Regions from separate parts of the Homo sapiens genome. Here region 1 is linked to region 2. The links are chromatin loops, found by intact Hi-C in ENCODE. Cell type or tissue: A673. All regions are shown on one strand. Region 1 has its middle 3.8 kb from the start of WWC2-AS2. Region 2 has its middle 45 kb from the start of CDKN2AIP.

What was found. Hi-C counts contacts between places; a loop is a spot of excess contacts. Peaks named below come from ENCODE experiments on the same cell type or tissue, not always from the same donor. Only the 100,000 strongest peaks of a DNase experiment are listed, where the experiment ranks them.
Region 1: it touches region 2 in a loop (17-fold over the local background); 3 of 110 quality-filtered maps call a loop at or near these places.

The regions. Positions count from the first base shown.
Region 1 is chr4:183,094,111-183,096,610 of GRCh38, reverse strand. No RefSeq gene overlaps it. Among named protein-coding and RNA genes, the nearest start is that of WWC2-AS2, 3.8 kb to the left of the region's middle. RefSeq lists an enhancer at 1-235 and a silencer at 1,661-1,955. In A673, no CTCF peak of the experiment used is centred here; a DNase peak (open chromatin) is centred at 1,270; H3K4me3 peaks cover 16 bases; H3K27ac peaks cover 2,500 bases.
Region 2 is chr4:183,398,637-183,401,136 of GRCh38, reverse strand. No RefSeq gene overlaps it. Among named protein-coding and RNA genes, the nearest start is that of CDKN2AIP, 45 kb to the left of the region's middle. RefSeq lists an enhancer at 2,393-2,500. In A673, a CTCF peak has its summit at 2,280; DNase peaks (open chromatin) are centred at 946, 1,066 and 2,346; H3K4me3 peaks cover 402 bases; H3K27ac peaks cover 2,451 bases.

The DNA of each region.
Region 1 (2,500 bases), 300 kb after region 2:
AACGGTCAAGACAATGAAATTGCATTTATATCTGTAAAAGGAAAAGAAACATGAAGATTATCCCCATTTTAGAGGTGGACACATTTAGATTTGATTTGAGCTCCAGATGATCCTTGGCAAAGAAAGATGATGCAATCCGGTGTACAGGACGCCATATTGCCCTAGCCTGGAACCGTGTTCTAGCCGCTGAAGAGCCTATTCTGTGGCTTTCAAAATGTTCTTTTCTCCTAGCTTTACGTTTTCTCTCCAGCGCTAAATCCGTGGGGATAAGCCACCATAAACAAAGCTCCCACTGTCAATGTCCTAATCTTGAGTGGCAGGAAAATTGGTAATATCAAAAATGGGAGTAGACAGTGAAAATTATTTTAAAAGATAATTCTATTATGTACAAATTTAAAAGATATCAGGTGGGCCGGGCGTGGTGGTTCACGCCTGTAATCTCAGCACTTTGGGAGGCTGAGGTGGGCGGATCACCTGAGGTCAGGGGTTCGAGACCAGCCCGGCCAACATGGCAAAACCCCGTCTGTGCTAAAAAATACAAAAATTAGTCAGGTGTGGTGGCAGGCAGCTGTAATCCCAGCTACTCGGGAGGCTGAGGCAGGAGAATCGCTTGAACCTGGGAGGCGGAGGTTGCAGTGGGCCGAGATCCTGCCACTGCACTCCAGCCTGGGCAACAGAGCAATACTCCATCTAAAAAAAATAAAATAAAAATAAAATATATCAAGCACACCTATAGTCCCAGCTGCTCAGGAGGCTGAGGCAAGAAGATCACTTGAGGCTAGGAGTTCAAGGCACTATAACCGTGCCTTTGAATAGCCACTGCATTCCAGCCTGGGCAACATAAGGAGACCCTACCTCTTAAAAAAAATGTTTATATGTAAACACACACACACACACACACACACACACACACACCCCTTTAATCCAGCAATCCCAGTACAATTATTTTCCTGTGACATTAAAGTTGCTCAAGATATACAAGGATATTCACTGAAGCATGTTTGATAATAACAAAGCCAGAAAAACCACCAGTAGCCATCGGTAAGGGACTAATTAAATAAATTATGAATTATCCATAGTTAGCAAGCATTTTAAAAGCATTAGATAAACATATATGTGCTGGTAAGGAGAGATCTCCAGTATATGTTAAGTGAAAAAAAGCAAGGTGCAAAAAGACACTTGGCTGGCTAAGTTCAGTGGCGTTACAATCTAGTCAGTTCTGGAGATGGGGCCAATCATAAAATGTAAAGAACACAGCCTCCTGTACACTTCCTTCCTGTCAAAGGAAGAACACAGATAGTAAAGGAAGGAAATTCTTATAGAGGATTAGTGCTGTCAGGGAGATCCATCAGAGAAGTATCATGAGGTAAATAATCATTAAAGAAAAAGGATGGGGAGAGATGAGCATAGACATGAGTTTAAAATGGACAGGCGTGGCGGGGCATGTTTGAGGAAAGAAACGGGTGTGCAAAGTTCAAAGATGAAGCTAGCACGAAAGAGCCCAAGACTGGCTGGAGGCATCCAGTTAGGAGGCTGTTGTGATAGTACAGGTATGAGACAGATAAGGTCTGGATCAGAAATAAGGCAATGAAGGATGAAAAGAAATGGTTTGGCAAGAATTTGCAACTGATTAGATTAAGAAGAGAGAGGCAAATAAGCTAGAAGGAGGAATCTGAGGTGAATCCAAGATTTTAGACTGTCAAAGGGCTGGAAAAAATGAGGAAGTCCAAAGGGGGATCTGAGATGCAGTTGACTTTAGAAATTAGAGATACCCAGCAGAAAGTTAAAGGTCAGGACTAAAGCTCGAAGCAAAGGTCAGGACTGCAAATATATGGCTGAATGTCTATCATCTAAAAGTCTGTAGAGAACTGAGTATGCAGGAGTGAACCTTGGGAGGGAAACATCAGTGCAAGTCAAATAGAATTAAGTAAGCCATCTATAATCCTATTTTTGGCCTTCCACAATTTGATATAATTTTATTTCTTTGTACAATGTGGTCTACATTTTCAGTTATGTGTGTAAGAATTAGTTGTTAGTGTATGAACCGTCTTCACTATGCTAGTGAGTCAGCTCTGTGTAGGACAAGATGAACTGGTTTTCAATATTTTAATATCCCTTGTTTCTTCAAGGAGATCAGGGATTATACACTTTTCAAATTCTAAATAAAAGAATGTGCTTTGTTTCTTAATCAAACTAGTGGCATTTTTTTTCTTGGCAACTGAACTGGTTAAAACAAATATCTCTAATTATTGTGATTAGGTAACCCCAAGCCGCAATTCTAAATTTTATTGTCTAGACAGTCCTTAAGAAGAAAGGCATGTGATCTTTAAAAATTCCCACTGCTGGCCAAGCGTGGTGGCTCACTCCTGTAATCCCAGCACTTCAGGAGGCTGAGGCGGGTAGATCATTTGAGGTCAGGAATTCGAGACTAGCCTGGCCAACATAGTGAAACCCCATCTCTACTAAAAATACAAAAATTAGCCAGGTGTGGTGGCGCATG
Region 2 (2,500 bases):
TTTCATTATGTTGACCAGGCTGGTCTTGAACTCCTGACCTCATGATCAGCCCACCTCGGCCTCCCAAAGTGCTGGGATTACAGGCTTGAGCTACTGCGCCCGGCCGCATTTATCTTTAATGTCTGAATTAACGGAGGGGCCAAGCAGGGAGGTCACCTGCATGGAAGGGAAGACCCACAGGGAATGTACAGCCAACAACGTCGAGGTAGGTGTACATGTGGGGGCGGGGTAGAGAGGACACAGTAGGGTGGCAGAATCTACATGGTTAGAGGGGGCATCTGTGTAGGGGCAGTGGAGGCAGCAGCCAGAGAAGGGTACCCAAGTCCAAGCAGTAGGATAGTGGGGCAGAGGGAATGGGAGACTGGATACATGGAGGGGGAGGACTCCGTAACTAAATATATTGAGAGTGACGGGAGCCGAGTTTCTCACTACTAGAGAGAACAGTTATAATTATGGAAAACAAGAAAACTAGATTGAAGTCTCCGGTGCAGAACTGAAAATGGGGCAATTGATGTGAACTCACAGTTGCAAACGTTACAGGTGAAAAACGCCCTCCTGGCCGGTCACGGTGGCTCACGCCTGTAATCCCAGCACTTTGCGAGGCCAAGGTGGGTGGATCACTTGAGGCCAGGAGTTCGAGACCAGCCTGGCCAACATGAGGAAATCGCATCTCTACTAAAAATACACACATTTGCCTAGAGTGGTGGCACATGCCTGTAATCTCAGCTGCTTGGGAGGTTGAGGCACGAGAATCGCTTGAACCTGGGAGGTGGAGGTTGCAGTGAGCCAAGATTGTGCCATTGGGCAAAAGAGTGAGAATCCGTCTGGAAGGAAGGAAGGAAGGAAGGAAGGAAGGAAGGAAGGAAGGAAGGAAGGAAATTGAGCACCTTTTCAATTTGCTTATCCTCCATTTTTAGTTCCTTCTCTGAAATGTGTGTTTACATCTTTTGTCATTAAGAGTTTTGGGGATATTAGTAAACTTAGCCATTCATTCCTAATAAGTATCATGAATATTTTCCCAGTTCTTCAGTTTTGGTTTGGTTTTGTTTTTTTGGAGACGGAGTCTCAGTCTGTTGCCCAGGCTGGAATGCAGTTGCACGATCTCGGCTCACTGCAGCCTCTGTCTCCTGGGCTCAGGCCATCCTCCTGTCTCCAGAGTAGCTGGGAATACAGATGTGCACCATCGTGCCTGAGTAATTTTTGTTGTTGTTGTTTAGTAGAGACGAGGACTTGCTATGTTACCCAAACTGGTCTCCAATTCCTGGGCTCAAGCAATCCTCTGTGCTGTACCGCGAGTACTTCCTCTTTTATTTTTTTTAAATAAATAGAGACGGGATCGCACTGTGTTGTCCGGGCTGGTCTTGAATTCCTGGCCTCAGGCGATCCTTTGGGAGGCCGCTGTGGCCTCTCAAAGTGCTAGGATTACAGGCCCGAGCCACCATGCCGGGCCCCAGTTCTTCAGTGGTATATTATTTTATAGCCAACCTAGGTTTAAAATTTTGTATTTGGTCGGGCTTTTCCATTTTTTCCCCTGATGTTTTCTGGGTTTTGTATCGTGCTTACAAACAGCTTTGCCTTCTCATTACTCTACATTGATGCACCCGTATTTTTGTCACGGTTTCTTATTCTCGTGCGCGTGCACAGTGTTCGATGCATTTGGGTGCTGCGTGGAAGGCGTGCCCTGCTCAGCGACAGAGCCTGGGCGCGGGCTTCCTCCAGCACAGGGGGCGAGGGGCTTGCCCTGGAGTCACTTAGCCACCGCCTGAGCTTGGGCCACTTCCTCCACCACTTCTATCTGCATTTCCTCATCTGTTAGATGGGCTAACAGTAGAACCCACCTCAGAGGAGACTCTAGAGGTCATCGTGGTGATCCGCACCAGCTTAGAGCTGAGCCTGGCCCAGAGTACATGCTGAATCTAAACGCTCAGTGTTATGTTGTGTTGTGTTGTGTTGTGTTGTGTTGTGTTGTGTTGTGTTGTGATGTGGTGTTGTGATGTTATGTTATGTTATGTTATGTTATGTTATGTTATGTTATGTTATGTTATGTTATGTTATGTTATGTGTTATCATGCACCATGATAGGTTTGAATCCGGGGGCCAGCGTCCCCGGTCCCGGCGCCTGGCAGCGGGAGGTTCTGGATGGAGCCGCAGCAGGGTTGCCCCGCGGGCTGAGAAGCCCTCCTAGCTCTGCCCGCGGCCGCGGCGGACCCGGGAGACGCCGGACCTGTGGCGGGGTGAGCGGGGGCGGGTTCACCGCAGGCGGGGCGAGGCTCGCTGCCATCGCTAGGAGGCTCTGTTGCCGCTAGGACCTTGCGATCTCCGACTTCGGGGCTTGCGGGCTGGTTCTCAGAATGCAGTCTCTCCCGGGCCCGGCGGCCTCTTCAGCACCGCGGTCCCAGTGGGCTCGGCGTGCTTTTTAAATAAAGGAAATTAAACACACACGCTCTCTCTCTCACACACACACAGAGTGCTTAAATAATTAACAAATCGAGGCTTAAGG